2 separate regions of the Homo sapiens genome follow, and region 2 is linked to region 1. Evidence: chromatin loops called from intact Hi-C (ENCODE). Cell type or tissue: K562. All regions are shown on one strand. Each heading gives the region's core, and the rest is flanking DNA. Links, peaks and the distances in the headings are about the cores only. Region 1 holds the start of MIR548AY (microRNA 548ay). Region 2 has its middle 25 kb from the start of DYNC1LI1.

The links. A loop is a pair of places that touch in the nucleus more often than their neighbours do. Peaks named below come from ENCODE experiments on the same cell type or tissue, not always from the same donor. Only the 100,000 strongest peaks of a DNase experiment are listed, where the experiment ranks them.
Region 2: a loop joins it to region 1, with 2.4 times the contacts of the local background. A loop is called at or near these places in 6 of 110 quality-filtered maps.

The regions. Positions count from the first base shown.
Region 1 is chr3:32,505,007-32,516,297 of GRCh38, reverse strand. MIR548AY (microRNA 548ay) reads left to right here and starts at 9,909; the gene lies at 9,909-10,015. It also overlaps the pseudogene RPL31P18. In K562, for the core only: a CTCF peak has its summit at 5,992 (motif pointing left); a DNase peak (open chromatin) is centred at 5,957.
Region 2 is chr3:32,590,634-32,601,924 of GRCh38, reverse strand. It overlaps the pseudogene POLE4P1. Among named protein-coding and RNA genes, the nearest start is that of DYNC1LI1, 25 kb to the right of the region's middle. In K562, for the core only: no CTCF peak of the experiment used is centred there; DNase peaks (open chromatin) are centred at 4,864 and 5,204; H3K27me3 peaks cover 2,101 bases.

The DNA of each region.
Region 1 (11,291 bases), core at 1,301-9,300:
TCCCGACCTCAGGTGATCCGCCCACTTCAGCTTCCCAAAGTGCTGGGATTACAGGCGTGAGCCACTGCGCCCCACCTGGAAGTGCTTTTTTTCTAGTCAGTTTATGCTATGAGTTTTATCATGAATGGGTGTTTAATTTTATCAAATGCTGTCTTCATCTATAGAGATTATTTTCTTTTTTTCTATTAATGGTATGAGTACCTTACCTTTTTTTTTTTTTTTTTTTTTTTTTGAGATGGAGTCTCCCTCTGTCCCCCAGACTGGAGGGCAGTGTTGCTATCTCGGCTCACTGCAAGCTCCGCCTCCCGGGTTCACACCATTCTCCTGCCTCAGCCTCCCGGCAGCTGGGACCACAGGCACCCCCCCCCATGCCCGGCTAATTTTTTGTATTTTTAGTAAAGACCGGGTTTTACCGTGTTAGCCAGGATGGTCTCGATCTTCTGACCTCGTGATCCGCCTGCCTCGGCCTCCCAAAGTGCTGGGATTACAGGCGTGAGCCACCGCTCCCGGCCTACATTACCTTTTAAAATATTAAGCCAGCCAGGCGCAGTGGCTCACGCCTGTAATCCCAGCACTTTGGGAGATCGAGACAGGCAGATCACGAGGTCAGGAGATCGAGACCATCCTGGCCAACACGGTGAAACCCCATCTCTACTATAAATACAAAAATTAGCCGGGCATGGTGGCGGATGCCTGTAGTCCCAGCTACTCAGAAGGCTGAGGCAGGGGAATCACGTGAACCTGGGAGGTGGAGGTTGCAGTGAGCTGAGATGGTGCCACTGCACTCCAGCCTGGGCAACAGAGTGAGACTCCGCCTCAAAAAAAAAAAAAAAAAAAATTACGCCACCTTTGTATTCCTGGAAAAACCCCTATGCTGATCTTAATATATTAGTTGTATTGTATTCCTGATTTTGATTTGCTAACTTTTTTTAGAATTTTGCATTATGCTCCTGAGAAAGCCTAACCTGTAATTTTCATTTCCCCTAATGTTTTTGTCAGTGTTTTTTATCAATATTATGTTGACTTCATAAAACAATTCTGTTTGTGTTCTTTGTAAAGAGTTCATGTAAGATTGCTGTAGTACCTGTCAAATTTGTTTCTGTAGAATGATCAAATGTCACTTTATAAATCCCCTCATGGAACTGAATAATGAACCAAATGGTAATATCCACTATAGTTTTCTCACTTGGGGGCTTTCATTTAGACAGAAATTACTAGCTGTCTAAACTGGCAGAATCCCAGAATATGGGAGTTCTTCCTTCATGTAACAGTTACTAATGTTTTTACTAAATAGATGTTCCCCATGCTGAAATAAGATTGTAGAAAATGATGCCAGCCAATTCCTGCTGAATGTATAAGACTTATCCTGTGATCATTATCATTTTATAAAATTATAGGAAAAATGAGTGAATATTTCATTATAATAGGTTAAACTTTAATAAACCCTAGGGAGAAATTCAAGCTATGTATAGTATAGGATAATTTGCTAGAATTCTCACCTCTTCTTTCTTGAGCCACGTGGCCTAGTAAATGGCTAAGACATATGAATACCTTATTTGGAAACATCCCGAAGTATAATTCTAAACTGATTATAGGGGTGTGGTTTGGTTGAGGAAAATCATGACTATTATGTTAAGAAACTTCATCTATTATAGTTTAAGGCAGCAGGTAGCAAAATTGGCTTATATGAGGAATTATTTAAAACATTTGGACAATTCTTGTGTCAAATAGGAACAATGTTTAAAAGAAAAATGAAAAAGTGTTTATGTTCATTGCCTAGTAATTTCTTGGGCATCTTATACCAGGAAATGTCAGGAATAGCTGACACTGTATTCTCTTAAGTAACAGGGACATGGCAGGAACGAACACCAGCAACTTTTGGTTTTACTAATTTACCAAATTGTAATCCATACATATAATTAAAAATATGTGGTTATTAATGTGAAGAGGTGCTTGGAATTCAAGGATATTTTAAAAGATATCTCTATTTTACTTGGCTAGACTTAAAAAAATTTTTAACGTATTTCTCAATCAGCTGAAGATAGAGAGTAGATGGCAATAGTCATACTTTGAGAAATTGCAGATACACACACACAAAATACTTTGAGAAATTAGGGATACACACACACAGAGCACGAGAGAGAGAGAGAGACAGAGAGGGAGAGAATTATAAACACATATACACATTTGGTCACACTATATCACCACAGTCTTTTTAGAATTAGTTGGTAACAACTCTTTTCCATCTTATCTTGGGTTAGGAATATTTTTTAAAACTTAAATACAGTAATTCTCAAATTTTTTGGTCACAGGACTTCTTTGCACTCCTACTTGTTAAGGACCCCAAAGAGCTTTTGAAAATGTTTGTAATATTCATTTATATTTACCATATTGGAATAAAACTTAAACATTTTAAATATTAGTTCATTTATAAATAACAAATAATTTTTATGGGTTAACATAAATAACATTTTTAATGGAATATAACTTTCCCCAAACAAACAAAAAAGTATTGAAAATAATGTCATTGTTTTATATTTTTGTAAATCTCTTTAATGTCTTGCGTGATAGAAGAACAGCTGCATTCTCATATTTGCTGCATTCAATTTTATGTGTTACGTTGTTTTGGTTGAATTCTATAAAGAAAATCCAGCTTCACAGATATGTAGGTGGAAAAGATAGGAATATTTTAATAGCTTTTCCAAATAATTGTGAATTTTCTTTTTTGAGGCTAAAACTTGACAAGTGTTAGTTTTTTAAGGATTAAATGTAGTGTGGAATCCATTGGTCTATCCTACTCTTTTAAAAAAATTTTTTTAAATTTTAATTTTAATTTTTTTTGAGACAGCTCTGTCACCCAGGCTGGAGTGCAGTGGCTCCATCTCAGCTCACTGCAACCTCCACCTCCTAGGCTCAAGCGATCCTCCCACCTCAGCCTCCAGAGTTGCTGGGACTTCCAGGGCACATCATCACACCCAGCTAATTTTTTTTTGTATTTTTTTGTAGAGATGGGGTTTCACAATGTTGCCCAGGCTGGTCTTTAACTCCTGGACTGAAGTGATCCACCTGCCTTGGCCTCACAAAGTGCTGGGATTACAGGCGTCAGCCACCGCACCTGGTCCTATCCTACACTTTGAATAGATTGTTACCCCTATGTGAGTTTGTAACATCAATTTATTGATCTTTTAGAAAATATCAGTTTACTGAGTTTCAAGGATCTTCCAAGTATTGATATTTCATTAAAAAAATCACACAAAAAAGGATCTTCCAAATATTGACATTTCTTCAAAAAAATCACACTGTAGCCTGACATGGTGGTGCACACCTGTAGTCCCAGCTACTCAGGAGGCTGAGATGCGAGGACCACTTGAGCCTAGGAGTTTGAGACCAGCCTGGGCAACATAGGGAGACTCTGTCTCAAAAAAAAAAAAAAAAAAAAAAAAAAAGGCCCATTTGTTAATATTACTACTAATCTCACTAGAAAAGTCTAAGTGTTGGGAAGCTATCAAGCTCACTGGTTACATACAAGTGTTCCAAAATGCTAATTTTATTGGAAAGTTCAAATGTTATGAATGGCAACAAATGCTGTCAGTTGTATTCCTTGTATTGACAGGCTTATTTTGTTCATTTTTGAGAAAATGTCTGCCAAATACCTAAATCTGGAAACCTGTTCTTTCAAGTAAGATGGTGAAAAAAGTGGCTAGTTTTGCTTACTTATAACTCAATAGCACCAGTTCTTCTCCTAGAGCTGCCATTGTCACTCAGCATGCAGCAGAAATGCTATAGGTGTACTTCCTATCTTATCACATACAATTGTAAAAGGACTGGTACTAAATGACTGCAATGTAACAAAATTAATCATTTACTTGTTCATCAAGGGAATTTTTTAAGTGAAACTGGCTTTATTTTTTCCCATGTAGTGGTGAAGAATACAATGACTACAAATAGAGTTTGGCACCACTGCCTTGTTTTGTGCTACGGTGCTGGCAGTTTTACTCCACTAGCAGTGCAAACAAATGTCCTCAGTGAAAAAGGCAAATGACTTCTTAGTAGTCTTTTGAAAATAGTCTACTTTACAGAACCTCTGTAAGGAACCCCTGGTGGTGTACAAAAAAATACAAAAATTAGCTGGGTGTGCGTGCCTATAGTCCCAGCTACTCAGGAGGCTGAGGCAGGAGGATGGCTTGAGCCCGGGTGTAGGAGGTTGCAGTAAGCTGAGATCAAGCCATTGTACTCCATCCAGCTCTGGGCGACAAAGCAAAACCCTGTCTTGGCCGGGCGCGGTGGCTCACGCCTGTAATCCCAGCACTTTGGGAGGCTGAGGCAGGCAGATCACAAGGTCAGGAGATCGAGACCATCCTGGCCAACATGGTGAAACCCCATCTCTACTAAAATACAAAAAATTAGCCGGGTGTGGTGGCACGTGCCTGTAGTCCCAGCTACTCGGGAGGCTGAGGCAGGAGAATCGCTTGAACCTGAGAGGCAGAGATTGCAGTGAGCCGAGGTTGCGTCCCTACACTCCAACCTGGCAACAGAGCAAGATTCTGTCTCAAAAAAAAAAAAAAAAAAAAAGACATGAACAGACAAATCAAAAATAACATAAAAATGGCCCTTGATATGAAAATATGTTCAGCTTTCCTCATGGGAGAAGTACACATTAAAACTACACTGAGGCCGGGCGCGGTGGCTCATACCTGTGATCTCAGCACTTTGGGAGGTCAATGCTAGTGGATCAGTTCAGGTCAGGAGTTCGAGACCAGCCTGGCCAACATGGTGAAACCCTGTCTCTACTAAAAATGCAAAAATTAGTCGGGCGTGGTAGTGCATGCCTGTAGTTCCAGCTACTTAGGAGGCTGAGGCAGGAGAATTGCTTGAGCCGGGAAGGCAGAGGTTGCAGTGAGCCAAGATCATGCCATTGCACTCCAGACTGGGTGACAGAGGGAAAGTCTGTCTCAAACAAAGAAAAAAAAACTACACTGAAATATTATTTCTCCCTATCAGAATGAAAAAAATTCAAAGGCTTGACCACAGTGTTGGAGAGGCAATGGAGAAATACATGCACTCCTTCACTGCTCGAGGGAGTGCCAAATAGTATATAGCCTCTAGTGAATGAAATTTGCAGTTTAACAAAATTGCATATGCCTACTCAGTAATCACATGCCTAGGAACTGACCCTAAAGATACAAAAGTAATACAAAAGTATTATTCACAATATAAAAGTAACATTCACAGATTTATTCACCATTTGTAATTGCAAAATAGTGGGAACAACCTAAATGCGTATGGATAGGAAACTGGCTAAATAAACTGTGACATAGCTGCATGATGGAGTAACTACAATTTTTTTCAAATGAAATTGATTTCTATGAACTGATATAGAGTAACTTCTAGGATGTATTGATAAATGAAAATAAAAAGTACTAATATATATGTAACACACATACCCATCTGTATCTGTCCCTTTCCACTAAAGAAACACAGGAAAGATAACCAGAAACTAACAAAATTTGTTACTTACAGTGGAGGGGTGGGTGGGAATCAGGTGGAAGGCATAGAGACTGAGTGACATTTCTCTAAGTGAACCTTTTTGTATGTTTCTACTTTTGAAACCTTTATCAATGTTTCATATTTTCAAAAAATAAAATTTAATCAATAATGAAGACAAAACCTGTAAGATTGATTGTATGACCTGCAATGGCACTCATTATGAGGTTAGACTTTGTGTTAGGGCTGCCTGGGGATGACAGGGTCTCCCTGCAATCCAAATTCCAAATTGGACCCCACCCTTTCCCTTCCCCAGGCACTCAGAAGCTCCTTCCTTTCTTTATCACATCCCTCACTCACGTGGTCAAACTGTCCTGGACTAAAATAACCAAATAATGATGGAAGCAAGGAGGTTAAGTGACACACAATCTTTTCCCCTAATGACACCTAAGAACTAACCCTGCACTGGTGAGTGCAGAAGCCTTAGCATTCCTTTGCCTTTGCGGCCCTCTGCTGGTGTAAAGAAAATGTGGAGGTTGATGATGTTACTTGCTTATTCTCTAGTCTAGTTTTGTTGGGAGAGGAACTTTGATAAGCTGTCTCTCCTAGGAGATCTCTGATCCAAAGTTCTTGCTTATCTGGCATTCTTGGACACTTTGTGGAATTTGGAAATATTCATACAATTTAAGACTCTTCTTTGCCTTCACATCACTGCTCTTGTCTCTTCCCGCTCTTTAACCACTGCTTTATTTTCTTGGCTCTTCTTCACCTTCTTTCCTACTCCTTCCAAAGTTCTGGCCTAAATCCTCTTCTTCCTATAAGTTCATCCCCTTAGCACTTTTATGACTGTAACTATTTAGTTCTATGAGTATTTCCCAAATGCTTTATTTCCTCCAATGCTCCAGATCCTTTTTTTTTTTTTTTAAACAGAGCTGGTGCCTCAGCCTCCCGAGTAGCTGGGATTACAGTCATGCGCCACTACGCCCGACTGATTTTTGTATTTTTAGTAGAGACAGGGTTTCACCATGTTGGCTGGGCTGGTCTTGAACTCCTAGCCTCAAGTCATTGGCCCATATCGGCCTCCCAAAGTGCTCGCATTACAGGTGTGAGCCACCGCGCCCAGCCTCCAGATCCAAATTTGAAACTATTTACCACAAACTCCGCTTGATGCCCTCTGGCACCTCAATCTCAGTGTGCCCTAATCTGAGTTCTTCATCTTCCCTTTGTTGGAACAAATGACCCAAAACCTGGAAATAAGGATTACCAAGTGCCCTTTCAATGTCATATTAGCACAGTAGTTCTCAAAGTGTGGAGTGTGGTCCCTAGACCAGCAGCATCATCATCACCTGGGAACTTGTTAGGAGTGCAAATTTTCAGGTTCCACCCAAGATCTACTGAGTCTGAAACTCTGGAAGTTGGATCCAGCAATCTGTGGTTTAACAAGCCTTCCGGGGGATTCTCATGATCACTTAAGTTTGAGAACTACTGAACTAGAGCAGGGGCTAGCAAACTATGGTTTGTGGGCCAAATCCAGCCTACTGCCCGCTTTTATTATTTTTTAATTTTAATTTTTAATTTAATTTTATGTTTTTGAGACAGTGTCGCCTAGGCTGGAGTGCAGTGGCGTGATCTCGGCTCACTGCAACCACCATCTCCTGGGTTCAAGCGATTCTCCTGTCTCAGCCTCCTGAGTAGCTGGGATTACAGGCACCTGCCATTATTCCCAGCTAATTTTTGTATTTTAGAGGGGGTTTCACCATGTTGGCCAGGCTGCTCTTGAACTCCTGACTTCAGGTGATCCGCCTGCCTTGCCCTCCCAAAGTTCTAGGATTACAGGCGTGAGCCACGGCGCTCAGCCTATTGCCTGCTGTTATAAAAGTTGTATTGGAACACAGCCACACCCATTTGTTACTATATCATCCACAGCTGCTTTTGTTTTACAACAACAGTTGAGTTGAGTAGTTGCGACAGAGACCATATGGCTCTCATAGCCTAAAATAGTTACTATCCGGTTCTTTAAAGAAAAAGTTTGCAGACCCCTAGACTAGAGCATGGTCTACAAAACCCTCCTAAGGGTCATCTGATCGTCTAGGGAAAGACAATTTTCTTTGAGTTAGTATTTATTACTGAGTTGGGCCCAGATTCCATAATTAAGGTATTAATTATAGAAAATTGGTAAATTGCAAATTATTTTTGTTAGAGGGAGATAAAAATGATTTATCTGTGTTAGAGTTCATCACAAAGATAACAATTTTATTTTCCGGTAAACCATAAACCAGTTTTGGATTTAACCTAGCAATCTTATCTTAGCATTATTTTTTTTCTTTCACTGAATACACACACACACACACACACACACACACACACACACACACCCCTCTCATAACCGCCTATAAACCAGTTTTACATTCTTCTGATTACTTAACTAATAAATTAGGTTGTTTTTTTTTTGCAATTTTATAACTTTGATGTATTTGACCATCAGCAATTAGTTCTCATCCACATTGACTGTCTGTAGATTTTTGAAAGTGGTAACCGGTACATAGGTAACCAAAGTATAGAGCTTATTTGGTGAATCTTCATCCTTATTCTGGATAATCGCACACGGATTCGGTATGAGACATTCCTTATTCCTTTGGCCCAGACAGCTTTGTTGAGCCTGGTAGCAACGCACATGTCTGGAGCTACCATCTCCTTCATGGCAAATTTCCGAATCTCTTTGAGTGCCCAAGGGGCACACTTCTTGAAGCGCACTCCATGGGTGCGCTTGTGAATGTTGATGGTGTATTCTTGGGTCACCACCTCGTTGATAGCAGAACGGCCCTTTTTCTTTTGGCCACCCTTCTTTGCGGAAGCCATTCTGTTGGGTCCAAGTTGGAAAGGCAATATTTTATTTTATTTTATTTTTTTAAGACAAGGTCTCACTCTGTCACCTGGGCTGAAGTGCAGTGGCACAATGGCACAATCAAGGCTCACTGTAGCCTCAACTTCCCGGGCTCAAGCGATCCTTCTACCTCAACCTCCCAAGTAGCTGGGACTACAGGCATATGCCTCCACACTCAGCTAATTTTTTTTTCTTTCTTTCTTTTTTTTTTTTTAGAGATGGGGTCTAGTCTGGTCTCGAACTCCTGGACACAAGGAATCCTCCTGCCTGGATTACAGGCATGAGCCCAGCCTATTAATAAATTAGATAAATCTTTGAAGCAGGCTTACTATATGCTTGTATGAAAGTTATCTTTTTAATTTTTTGAAATTTGTACTTTGACATCAATAAGAGTTACTGCCTCCTATATTACCTCTCTGTTATTATTCTCCCTCAATCTCCTTGTTACCCAGACTTGAAATATTGGCACCTGCTCCAGTTCCTTTCTTACTCTCTAAACAAATCAGTCCTCAAATCTCACTGGTTTTACCTCCAAGGTTCTCTTGGTGCCATCCCCATGATTAACGTCAGAGTTTAAGCTTCTATTCCCTCTCTCCTGAACTTTTACAATAGCCCTTACTTGGATCTCTGTAACCACTGCGCTCAAGGCTACTAGAAAAATATCCCCAAGGAAAAGCTCCGATCATTTCACTCCCCTTCCTAAAACTCGTTGGGGGTTCTTCATTACCCAACAATAATGGAAAGGCCCAGTTCCTTAGCTTGATTTTCAAAGCCTTCCAAAATTTGATCTCGAGCTTATATTCCTTAACTACTCTGTCCTTTCCTGCTCCCTTCATTCACTGTGCCTATGCACACTTTCTTTGCCTTCCTTCATACCACCCTACTGCCTGAATACTTTCTGCCCTGTATCTGCATGTCCAAACCGAAGTATAGTTTAACCCCATCTTGAAGCTCCACTGTAGTGATCCTTTAAACTGAAAGTTATTTCTCTCTGCTCCGAATTAGCAACATATTTAATTTGTATCTCTTCTATAACACATATCTCTTTCTATTTTGTAACATAGTTCTTTGTGGACATTACTGTGGTATCATTGTAGGATAGCGTCTATAATCTAACTTTGTATCCACAGTATTGCCTAACTGTGCTAATACCGATAAGAGGGCCAGTGAAAAATTGTTTAGCAGGAACTGCTGAAAAAAATTAAACTCTGAACTGAAAAAGTAGTACTGAGGCAGGATAGGCAGTCAAGGAAGTGCCCATATCCTCAGGACGCAGCAACCATGGTGACCCCAACAGTCAACACAATAAGCCTCAGCATTTGAATTGTGATTGAACTCAGTCGAGCAAAGCTATCTTCAGTAGGAAATTTCTTCTATAGAGAGCATGAGCACTTTGATTTTACCTGTCCTCAAACTGACCTTTTGCTCATTATAATAGCAAAAAACATGCCCTTGGGTGGAGATTTACAATGCTAATGGGACACCTGAGGGAGGAACATGGGTGCACAGCTACTGCACATGTGCAGCCAGAGGACCAACCAGAAGATGCTTACTACTAGGTTGGTGCAAAAGTAATTGTGGTTTTTGCATTTAAAGTAATGGCCAAAACCGCGATTACTCTTGCACGAACCTAACGGTAACACTTCTTCCCACCTCCTTATGAATAATCATGCAAATAATACATGATTAGCAATAACCTCCAGCAATAATCAATGTTGTCTCATCCTTACGAGCAGCCTGCCCTGAATTCTCTCTCTCTCTCAGGGTGTGATGTCTATTTTGTACTTAGCTTTCAAAATTTTTTTTTCTTTTGCAATAAATTATGCTGCATCTCTTTTGCTGTATGTCTCTTGTTTAAATTCTTTTAAACTAAGAAGACAAGAACCAAGGTCTTGCAACAGCCTCCAACACTACCACATTATTTTTTGAATGGCTGAAGTCCCATCAAATTATGTTCCCCAATCGCTCTCTCTTCTTGTGAATGTTTTTCTTTCTTTTTTTAAAAAATTAAATATCTAATTTTAAAGGAGAACAGTGAATATTCTTTAAAACCTAAATTTAGTGTATCTTCCTTTCTTCTTTTTGTCGTATTTTTTTCACCATACGTAAGATTTCTCATTTCAACATAGTGAGTCCCACCATTTGACTATTGCAAGTTGTTTTATTCATTAATGAGGGTGACAGTTTTCTGTGTGAATATGCCCATCAAAAGAGTTTCCTATACAAGTATTTGCTCATGAAGCACTAACATTTTTATTTGGTCTTTCAATTTATGAAGAAAATGTAAGGGATGCCCATTTCTTTACCTGGGTGAAATATTAGTCTCTAAATCCCAGGCACCCCCAAATCAATCAGAGCAAAGAAAATATGGCACGTCTACTGTCTACTACACAATGGCTTTCACTTTTATCACATTATAAAACAGTGTTTCTCTATGTGGATGGATTTCTTCCCAGATTCACATGAAGAGCTTGTTACGAAAGTATATTCCCAAGCCCCATCTACATTCAGAATCTTTGGGGCTAGATCTCCAAGAATCTTCCTTTTTAATTAATCTCACAGATGATTCTTCGCCATGTTGGAGTTTATGAATCACAGGCTAAATTTGTGTCTTCTTCTAAAAATGCAAAGAGAAGCAGAGACCCCTAGAGAATTGCATAAGTGTGCCCTAAACAAACCAAGAGGGTTGACGAAGTCTGTTCATCTTCTCTCTTGTCTCAAAGTATCCTTGTTTCTTTGTAACTTCCTCCCAATACTTTATTTTGAAAATGTTCAAACATACAGAAATGCTGAAATAATTGTACAGTGGACACCCGTATACTTCACCTAAATATTACCATTAATATGTTACTGCAGTTGCTTTATTAGAGATCCTTGTTGTTGTTGTTTTTTTAACAATGATTTTTTTTTTTGAGACGGAGTC
Region 2 (11,291 bases), core at 1,710-9,709, 85 kb before region 1:
TGCAAGGGTGGAGAGAGGAAAAGATAAAGGGTATAATTATGCAGTCCTCTAGCAGGAGAAACAAGAACTAACAGAATTTTTAACCTTAGGTCAAATACGTTTGTCAGGCAGCATTTCTGGCCCAGTGCAAATCCTCATAACAGAATTAATGAGTATGACTCTTAGCACTAGATCAAAAAGAGAATTAATGAATGGAAAAGGGAAAGGCAAGACACAGAACTGTCTATTTTAATTTCGACAAGAAGATAATAGACCAAACTGTTTACAGTGGCTCTTTCTAGGTGGCAGGATTACAAATAATACTTTATTCCTTTGTATTCTCTTCTAGTTTTTCCACATTTTCTACAATCACCTTTCTAAAAATTTAATCTTTTCAAATTTTCTTTTTTTTCATAGTCACTTCTTTATTTTTGATAAAAATGTATATGACACATGTCTTGACAATCAGCCCACCCACCACCACACAGGTAGGGTCTGGTTCCCCAGGGAAGAGGTGGGACAGGGAGAGGAGCTGGTGGGTGCTGCCATCTGCTTCTCCAGCCTTCCCAGGCTGCAGCCAGGTTCCCAGGTCTCCAGAGGGTGGGAACACAGCAGGTGCAGGTAGCAAATTTTCAATATCTAAGAAATATAAGTACATGGATTTTAAAAACTGTCATACGGGCCAGGCATGGTGTTGGGTGTTAAGCTGCAGGAGACAGCAGCTTTGGGAATTTGGGAGGCCAAGGTGGGCGGATCACTTTGAGTCCAAGAGTTCAAGACCAGCCGGGGCAACATGGCAAGACCCCATCTCTACAAATGTGGCAAGATCCCATCTCTACAAAAGATACAAAAAATTAGCTGTGAGTGGTGGCAGGTGCCTGAAGTCCCAGCTACTCAAGGAGGCTGAAGTGGGAGGATCGCTTGCCTCAGCCCGGGAGGCAGAGGTTGCAGTGAGCCAAGATTGTGCCACTGCACTCCAGCCTAAGAGACAGAGCGAGACCCTGTCTCAAAAACAAAACAAAACAAATTGTCATACGTACACATGCCACAGAACGGCACTAACCCTCTGCCCTATCTTTCCTCTTCCCATCTTGTACCCTACAGGCAACTCCTTAAAACTAATTCTGGTTTTAGTTCTTTGAGCGGTTAGGTCCACATGTCTAAAAATATTCTTGTAGTTCTATTAATTGGTTTATTGACCAGAGGCATCTACTTCTTCCCTGATACAAAATTCTTACTTTTTTTTTTTTTTTTTTTTTTGAGATGGAGTTTCACTCTTGTTGCCCATGCTGGAGTGCAATGGTATGATCTCGGCTCACTGCAAGCTCCGCCTCCCAGGTTCAAGCGATTTTCTTGCCTCAGCCTCCTGAGTAGCTGGGATTATAGGCATCTGCCACCATGCCCAGCTAATTTTTGTGTTTTTAGTAGAGACGGGGTTTTGTCATGTTGGCCAGGCAGGTCTCAAACCCCTGACCTCAGATGATCCACCTGCCTTGGCCTCCCAAAGTGCTGGGATTACAGGTGAGAGTCATGGTGCCTGGTCAAAATTTTTACTATTTTAATCAACATGTTTATTACCTACTATGTACAAGCACCTTCAGGTACTGGTGAGAGGGTAGAGAATAACAGAGAGAGTTTTTGCCATTTCAGGGCATATATTCCAGTAAAGGGAGGTGGTTCACTAAACACAAATAAATAAATAAGATAATATCCAATAAGAAAAAGGACGATGGAGAAAAAAAACTGGGTATGGGACAGCATGGTTGAGTGTATTTTTCCAAAATTGGCTGCAAAGGATCTCCCACATGCTCATCTAGCATATTGCCACTCACCTACCAAAAGGTAGATTTTATTTTCCTTACCCTTGAATCTGGGTGTGTTGGTGACTTACTTGTAACAAAGAGAACACAGCAGAAGCAATGCTGCCTGACTTCCAAGGCTAGGACATGCAGCGGTGGTGAAGTTCCCCTCCTTTGCTGGAATAGTTCTTGAAACTCCCCAATGCTGACCAGGCATGGTGGCTCATGCCTATAATTTCAGCACTTTGGAGTCTGAGGTGGGCGGATCGCTTGAGCTCACGAGTTTGAGACCTGCATGGACAACATGGCAAAACCCAGTTTCTAGACTAGTCATATGATGGAATACCACACTGCAATAAAAAGAATAAACTACTGAGGTAGCAGCAATAGAAATAATTTTCATTATGTTTGGTGAAAAAAGACAAACACAAGAAAATATACTTTTTGATTTATCTGAAGATCAAGAACAGGCAAAACAGATCAATGGTGATAGAAGTTAGAATAGGGATTATTTCTAGGAAGAGGTGGATCGATGGGGAAGGAGCATGAGGAAATGTTTTGGGGTGCTGGTGATGTTCTATGTCTCCATCTGAGTGATAGCTGCTCTAGTATACACACCTGTAAAGAGTCAGTGAGCTGTTCACTGAAGATCAGTGCACTTCAAGCATTCATTGTATGTGCAGTTGGCCCTCTGTATCCATGGGTTCAACCATCCATGTTATTCCTAAATGCTGAAATTCAAGAAACAGAGTTTACATTATTTTGCAAATATTACTCCTGGCTGAGTCAAGTGGGATGACAGAAGTACATTTCCTTCACAACAGGGCCAATCAATGTCATGACCTCTGTAATCATGTAATCACTTGAATATTCTTTATTTATTTATTTTTTTTGAGATGGTGTCTTGCTCTGTAGCCCAGGCTGGAGTGCAGTGACACCATCTCGGCTCACTGCAAGCTCCACCTCCTGGGTTCACGCCATTTTCCTGCCTTAGCCTCCTGAGTAGCTGGGACTACAGGCGCCTGCCACCATGCCTGGCTAATTTTTTTGTATTTTTAGTAGAGACGGGGTTTCACTGTGTTAGCCAGGATGGTCTCGATCTCCTGACCTTGTGATCCGCCCGCCTCGGCCTCTCAAATTGCTGGGATTGCAGGTGTGAGCCATTGTGCTGGGCCACTTTTTTTTTTTTTTTTTAAGACAGAGTCTTGCTCTGTCATGCAGGCTGGAGTGCAGTGGTGCCATCTCAGCTCACTGCAGCCTCCACCTCCCGGGTTCAAGTGATTCTTCTACTTCAGACTCTTGAGTGGCTGGGATTACAGCATGCACCACCACACCCCGCTAATTTTTTGTATTTTTAGAAGAGACGGGGTTTCACTATGTTGGTCAGGCTGGTCTCTAACTCCTGGGCTTAAGCAATCCTCCCACCTCAGCCTCCCTAGTAGCTGGGGCTACAGGTGTATGCCACCACACATGACTAATTTTTGTATTTTTTGTAGAAACGGGGTTTCGTCATGTTGCCCAGGCTGGTCTTGAACTCCTGGCCTCAAGCAGTCCTCCTACCGTGGCCTCCCAAAGTGTATTATTTTCTGTTGCTCAAAATTTATTCTATGCTTCTTGAAAGCATTCTTGTGGGAGCTCACTGAGGTTTTGATCGAATGTGAACTGGATGTGTTTAGGCTGCTTAAATAGCTGGTATCTTAGAGTCTCTTTTCATAGTTCTCCTTGGGAAGTTTCACTGTTTCTGATATACTACGTCTTTCTTCTGTAGAAAGAGGAGACAGAATTTCTAAGACTTCTCATGATGATAATGTGATGCTAGTATAAATCTTGTTCCTTTATTGGTGATCTTTTTGGTTCCTTTATTGTTTCTTACTCTCTCCTTCAGCTTTGCACTGTAAAATTTATTTTACATGAGAGAGGAATAACCTCTCTTGTTTAAGCTACTGCTAATTTTTCTTCCTGTTTTATGTACCTGACCCTAATTGTAACAATTATAATTTGGCTTCTGCCTCTCAGCCTGGGATCCTTCTCCACCGCAGCCATTGCCTGCATTTTTTCTGAGTTGCTTCCCTTTTTCTGTTTCATCTGGAGAAATTCCACTGGGCTTTTAAAATATCTTCCATGTCTTCTTCACATGGTCAATCTTCCCTCTAGTTTTTCGAACACATGGAAAACAGTTAGAGTAGTGGTTTGAATGTGCTTGTCTGCTGAATCTAACATCTGTAACAATGGTTATCTGCTACACTAACTGGTTTCTCTTATCAGGGTTTCCTGCAATTACTCTCAAAGGGCTAGATCGTCTTCAGTTGGGTTTCCCAAGAGGCAGACCTGAACAAAAGGATGTGAGTTGGGGCTGATGCCAGAAAGAATTGGTAGAGGAGAGCCTGATGGGCCTGACCAAGGCTTCTCTAACTTCAGGCTCCTGAAGTTAGAGAAAGCTCTTAGATAAAACTTCTCAGGTGCTTGCTGTAGAAAGTGGTTGATGTTTTTGGAAATATAAGTACGGCTGTGACAATGTCTGCAAAATACATCCTATATCTAAGAGTCCAAATCCCCATTTAATAAATAAGGAAAGAACTAGCCAATCTCATGAAAGCGCTTTGCCCTTGGCCAGGCGCGGTGGCTCACGCCTGTAATCCCAGCACTTTGGGAGGCCGAGGTGGGTGAATCACCTGGGGTCAGGAGTTCGAGACCAGCCTGACCAACATAGAGAAATCCCATCTCTACTAAAAATGCAAAATTAGCCAGGCGTGGTGGCGCATGCCTGTAATCCCAGCTACTCAGAGGCTGAGGCAGGAGAATCGCTTTAACCCAGGAGGCGGAGGTTGCGGTGAGCCGAGATCACGCCCTTGCACTCCAGCCTGGGCAACAAGAGCAAAACTCCGTCTCAAAAAAAAAAAAAAAAGCACTTTGCCCTTTCCAGTGTGGGTTTTATTGACTCAGTCTGACCCAGTGGACTGTTTCTCCTGAAGGTTTATTTTTGCTCCAAGGCAGTCCACCAAACCTCGTGGTTCTTCCAAGTGTAGGAAGAGATAGTTTATCTTATGTGTAGTCAGCTGATGAAGGAGGTACCCTTTCAGGCTCCTGAGAACTAGAAGAGCATATCCTCCCTTCTGGCGGGGAAGCCAGCTGTCTAGCCATTCTATCTTCTGTGTCATGATGTAATTTAATATCTAAAAACAACCCAAGACCAGAGTCTGATGGCCTGGCCAAGTCTGGTCCATTTGTGCTCTCTCAGAGAGGCTTGTCAAGGGCTTACATGTGTGTCCAAAAGAAATGGTAAATAATAGCCAAAAATTGCAAATGACTTAGCCTCTTTGAAATTCAGTTCCTTTATCAGAAAAGCAAAGAGGGTGTGGGGGGAGATAATCTCCAGGGTTTCTACAAGCTTGAGGTCTCTGATTCTATATGGTGGCAGATCTGGCCTGCAACTCCACAGCCAAGGGGAGTCATCTCTGTATGTCACAGATTTCCACTGAAGACCACTGATAGGAGATGGTCCCTTACAACTCAGTCCCAGACTTTTGGCCTTCTTAACTTTTGACTCTGTAATCTCACATCTGAGAGTACATCCCAACTAAATACTCAGATGCCAAGTGGTCAGTACAAAAGTGTTCACCACAGTTACTGTAAATGGAAATTCACAGAAGAATCACCAAATGATTTATGGAACATCCAGCTGATTAAATATGATTCGGACAATAGCAATATTTCAAAGAATGTTCAGTGGCATACAGAATTAATTGTACAGCCTATTATACACCATATGAAAAACAGGATACGGGCCAGGCATGCGGTGGCTCATGCTTTTAATCCCAGCACTTTCAGAGGCTGAGGCAGGCGGGTCACCTGAGGTCAGGAGTTCAAGACCAACCTGGCTACATGGTGAAACCCCATCTCTACTAAAAATACAAAAATTAGCTGGGCGCAGTGGTGCATGCCTGTAACCCCAGCTCTTCACAGGGGCTGAGGCAGGAGAATCGCTTGAACCCAGGAGATAGAGGTTGCAGTGAGCCAGGAGCCAGGATCATGCCACTGCACTCCAGCCTGGGTGACAAGTGCAAAACTCCATCTCGAAAAACAAAAACAAAAACAAAAAAAAAACACAGGAAATAAAACCATATGCTGTATGTAGAAAGATCCAACTGGTTCCAATATACAATTATATTATAAAAGAGCTGAAATTTATATATTTAAACTTTTATATATATATTTATTTATCAAAGATCATAAGATGGAATTCTAGTTTTCCCCTTTATCTTTTTCTGTATTTTCTACATTTTCTACAAATACCAGAAATATGTCTTATTTTTATAAACAGGAAAAAAAAACAAGTGTTTTTTCTTTTCAGAAGAATTAAAACAGTACATATTTGGGCCTTCGTATTTGTCTGCGAGAGTTCTAATATGGGCACCAGGCACTATTCTGGACATCTTTTACTCACTGGATTTAATTGTCATGGCTATCATAGGTAATTAGCATTGCTACTTGCATTGTCTAGATATAATGATGGAGTCCGAGCCCTATTCTTTCCTGTATCTTGCAAATGCTGCTGTCTCAGTTTTTGAGTGTCAGTGGTGTCATCTTCTGCCCAGACTTGTGCTGACACTAAAGAGAGAGGGTGATCTCATTTACTCTTAGTGCCGCTGGAGTTGGGGGATGGGAATTGCAAATGATGAGGCCTTTAATTCCACATTGTGCTTGCTCCACAGCTAGTACATACAGCTGGATTTTCTGCTACTTTATTAAAGGCAAACAGACTTTGCAAGGCAAAAATGGTTTTCCAAATGACCATACTATATGTCTTAAGTGAGGAATACATGGTTCATTGATGAACCCAAATTTGACCCTTGTAGCAGATGCTGTCAGTGCCCCACCCATATGTTCTTTGCCTACCTGGAGGACTTCCTATGTCTCTCTGTTCTAGCACACTCCCTGTCCTTGGAGTAGGAGTTGATCAGTCCACTTCAGAGTAGTTCAGAAGTGTCAGGTAGTTAATGTTCCAGGAGCAGCTCTCAATCACTAAGGGATGGGCATTGGAATATAAATACCTCAACTCTCTCACCCCACAGTGGGAGACTTTTGAGGCATGTTCCAGTAGACTCTCAGCAGGATTAAAACCCATTTGCCAGCCAGGCACAGTGGCTTATGCCTGTAATCCCAGCACTTTGGAAGGCTGAGGTGGGCGGATCACTTGAGGTGGAGTTCAAGACCAGCCTGACCGACATGGCGAAACCCCATCTCTACTAAAAATTCAAAAATTAGCTGGGCATGGCAGCACGTGCCTGTAATCCCAGGTACTCAGGAGGCTGAGGCAGGAGAATCACTTGAACCAGGGAGGGCAGAGGTTGCAGTGAGCCGAGATCGTGCCACTGCACTCCAGCCTGGGCAACAGAGCAAGACAGTCTCAAAAAGAACAACAACAACAAGAACAAAATTTGCCTACAGCAGAAGTATTCTTATTAATATATGCTTTATTAGCTTTCCTTCCTTCCTTGTCTCCCCTACCCACTCTCTCACTTTGGTCTTGAATAAACTATTTGCCCCCAGATCCTTGTTTCAAGGTCTGCTTTGGGGAAATACAAACTAAGAGAACCTCATTCCTTATGTATCTGACAGTACTCAAAGGGTATCACTTTTACCTCCAAAAAATCAAGGTGAAATTAGGGGACATTAAGTTTATTTCGATAAATGAATACCATGATGCTGGAAGGTGTCCTAAATTCCAATGGTCTGAAACTTTCTAAGTTGGGTATTTTTAGCACCAGTTTTTAAAACCCTCAGTGCAAGTAAGCAGCGAATCATTTCATGTCTCTACAAAGAAAAAACTCTTTCTGGACACTGGCCAGAAAAGAAAAGACAAGAACCCACTTCATTTCTCTAAAGGGTTGAAGATATTTCCCCCTAGGCCAGCAAGAGCTTTTAAATTATTGTGCCCTAAAAATAGTATTCTCACCTGAATGGGTTATAAAAACTGAAATGATGGGTTATTTTCATCCACCTCCAGAGCAGCTGCTCAGGAACTCCGAATGTGAGTGGAGATTATGCAATGACTTGGTACTGTCTTCGCCTTGCCAGAGCAAATCATTGTTCTCCTGTGACTAGCTTTTGAGGTAATGCAATAGGACATTTCAGGACCTGTGCCAGGAGGGAAAGAAATGGGTGAAGAGTGGGAAAGACAAAGAGGATTTGAAGGTCTGGAAGGATGTAAGATGAACAAGTCTAGAGAGCTAATGTATAATGTGAGGATATAGTTAATAAAATTGTGTTGTATTAGGGATTTTTGTTAAACAAGTAGATTTTGGCAGCTCTTGTTACAAAACAGAAGTATCTGTGAGATGACAGATATGTTCATCTGCTTCACTGAAGCAACCATTTTACTATTAATATATGTATCCCATAACATCATGCTGTAAACTTCAAATATACACAGTAAAATTAATTCAGGCCAGTTGCAGTGGGATTAAGCCTGTAATCCCAGCACTTTGGGAGGCTGAGGCAGGCGGATCCCTTGAAGCCAGAAGTTCGAGACCAGCCTGGGCAATACAGAGAGATTCCCCGTCTCTACAGAAAGAAAAAAAAAAATTAGCCGGCAGTGGTGGCACGCACTTGCGGCCCCAGCTATTCAAGGAGGCTGAGGTGGGAGAATCGCTTGAACCCGAGAGGCGGAGAATACCGTGAGCAGAGACTGCGCCACTGCATTCCAGCCTGGGCCACAGAGAGAGACTCTGTCTAAAAAACAAAACAAAACAAAATAAAAACAAACAAGCACACACAAAAACAGATAAACTGATAAAATGGTAACTTTCTTTTTCTGAACACAATAGGTGGCCGGGCAGCGCACTCAGGGGCAGCTGGAAGCAGTGGAGGGGCGACCTGGTGGGGAGGCATAGGTCCCACAGCCCCAAGCCCCGACAAGAGTGCCTGGGGCTCGTCCCTCGAGGCTGCCTCGGGCGCCAGCGAAGGCCTTGGCGAAGGCTGACCCCAACGAGACACGGGCGGGACAGAGAACAGTCATTCTGGCCTGAGCCGGGGAACTGTGTGTGGAGACCATTGCAAAAGATGCCTACTGCTGTGCTCAACAGGGAAACAGGAAAACCCTCCAGAGGAGAGATTTGGATAATGCGATAGAAGCTGTGGATGAATCTGCTTTTTTGGAAGGTACTTCGGGTCGATTGCTCAGCAGTGCAGGTTCCCGGCCTTCATCTGCATCCTTCAGCTCGCCCCTCTCCGCAGGCTTCAGCGTTGAGAAGAACAGTCTTGGCACTTGCATACATACTCTTCCTGTTCTACCCTCGCTCACACCGGTATAAGCCTCCATCTCAACCGTTGGCTTTTCCCTACAAGATCTTCCACAACGTGTGTCCGTCTTCCAGTCAGGCCTGGATGCAGCCGCTGCTGCTTGGAGCAGAGATGAAGAAAGTGTTCTGCTTAAGTGGCTTACTGCACGATGAGGACCAGAATAAAGGTCTTTGATCAGAAAAGGAAGGGAAGGAAGGGAGGGGAGGGGAGGGGAGGTGCGGGGAGGAGAGGAGAGGGGAGGGGAGGGGACGGGAGGGGAGGGCAAGTTAAATGGTAACATATGAACACAAAGAAGGAAACAAGAGACACTGAGGTCTACTTGATTGGGGGGCATGGAGGGAGAAAATATAACTATTGGGTACTGGGCTTAATACCTGAATGACGAAATGATCTGCACAACAAACACCGATGACACATGTTTACCTATGTAACAAACCTTCGCATGTACCCTCAAACAAAAGTTAAAAAAAAAAAAAAAGAAAAAAGAAAATCTGGAAGGAACTAGGGCTTTGTGGGGCCCTAAGAATAGGGCCTCCAGGATTGTCCCAGTTTATGCCTGTCATCCTGGTGTAGCTATTAATAACCTCCTCTTTCACTCTCAAAAGTGCCTTGGTTTGGAATAAATTATGTGGTCACTCAACCAGTTTAAGGAGGCAATTGACTTGCTTAGCACCGTCTTTATGTCTCCCTATGGGGTAGCTTTAACTGTCCATTGTTTGCCCAACTCTGAGCACATCCATCTATCACTCAACCTTCTATTCCTGGTGTCTTGCAAATGATGGGTATATAAATGTTTTGGTTGAAGGAATGAAAGAATGGGAAGAGGCATTACTTGTTGATGGTAACAGGGACCTGGAATCATAGAGTTAATTTGGGAAGAGATCTTCAAACTCATCTGTTTGTAGGTGTGGAAACTCAGTCTCAGAAATGTGAAGTAGCTTGCTCAAGGCCATATCGTTAGTGGCAAATCCAGGGCTTAATGTTTCAAAACTATTACTACTCAAAAAGTGGTCCCTGGATGAGCAGTACCAGAAGTACCTGGTGGTTTGTTAGAAAGGTGGAATCTCAGGTCCCACCCCAAGAACTATGTCAGTGTCTATGAAGGATCCGATATTTTATCTTAATTCCAGGTTAATAAGTTAGCCTGTTACTATTTCATGGATGCTGACAGAGCACACGAGCCCTGGGTCAGAGATAAAGGATTTTGTTACTCACATCACAACTGGCATCATGAGCATAACATTGTTTTTCATCAGTTCCCCATGTCTCCCAGGTCTCATAGGGGAGATGTGGAGAGGCCCAGATGATGCTGGGTTTGTGTCACAGCTGAGAAACACTGAGATTAGGGAATTCACTGTTTTTATATTGAGCAGTAAGCAAGCCTGCTCTTTGTTTTTTGTTTAGGGTAGGGGGAGCTGCTGAGGGAAATTAATTCATTCCATGAAATTACTCTCTGCAAGAACAACCCTGAGAATTGGTCCTGGTAATAAGCAGCCAGAGTCTTGCATTCTTGTCATACAGAGCAAGAACATATAGGGGCATTCAGGGTCCATGGTGCACTGCCTCTCCCAAGAACCTACGGACTCAAAATCTGCATTTTTTTTTTTTTGAGACAGAGTTTCGTTCTTGTTGCCCAGGCTGCAGTGCCATGGCGCGATCTCAGCTCACTGAAACCTCTGCCTCCCAGGTTCAAGCAATTCTCCTGCCTCAGCCTCACAAGTAGCTGGGATTACAGGCGCCTGCCACCACACCCGGCTAATTTTTGTATTTTTAGTAGAGATGGGGTTTCACCATGTTGGCCAGGCTGGTCTTGAACTCCTGACCTCAGGTGATCCACCCGCCTCAGCCTCCCAAAGTGCTGGGATTACAGGTGTCATCTCGGCTCACTACAACCTCTGCCTCCTGCGTTCAAGCAATTGTCCTCCAGAGTAGCTGAGACTATAGGCATGCACCACCACACCCAACTAAGTTTTGTATTTTTAGTAGAGATGGAGTTTCGCCATTTTGGCCAGGCTGGTCTCAAACTCCTGAGCTCATATTGATCTGCCCACCTTGGCCTCTCAAAGTGCTGGGATTACAGGTGTGAGACACTGTGCCCAGCTTCTTTGGCTTTTCTTTACAAAACAAACAAACAAACAAAAAAAAACAAAAACCTTCCAGGAGTTTACAATATAGTAGTAACCTATGTCTCTCTTATGTGGCCCTTTTGCA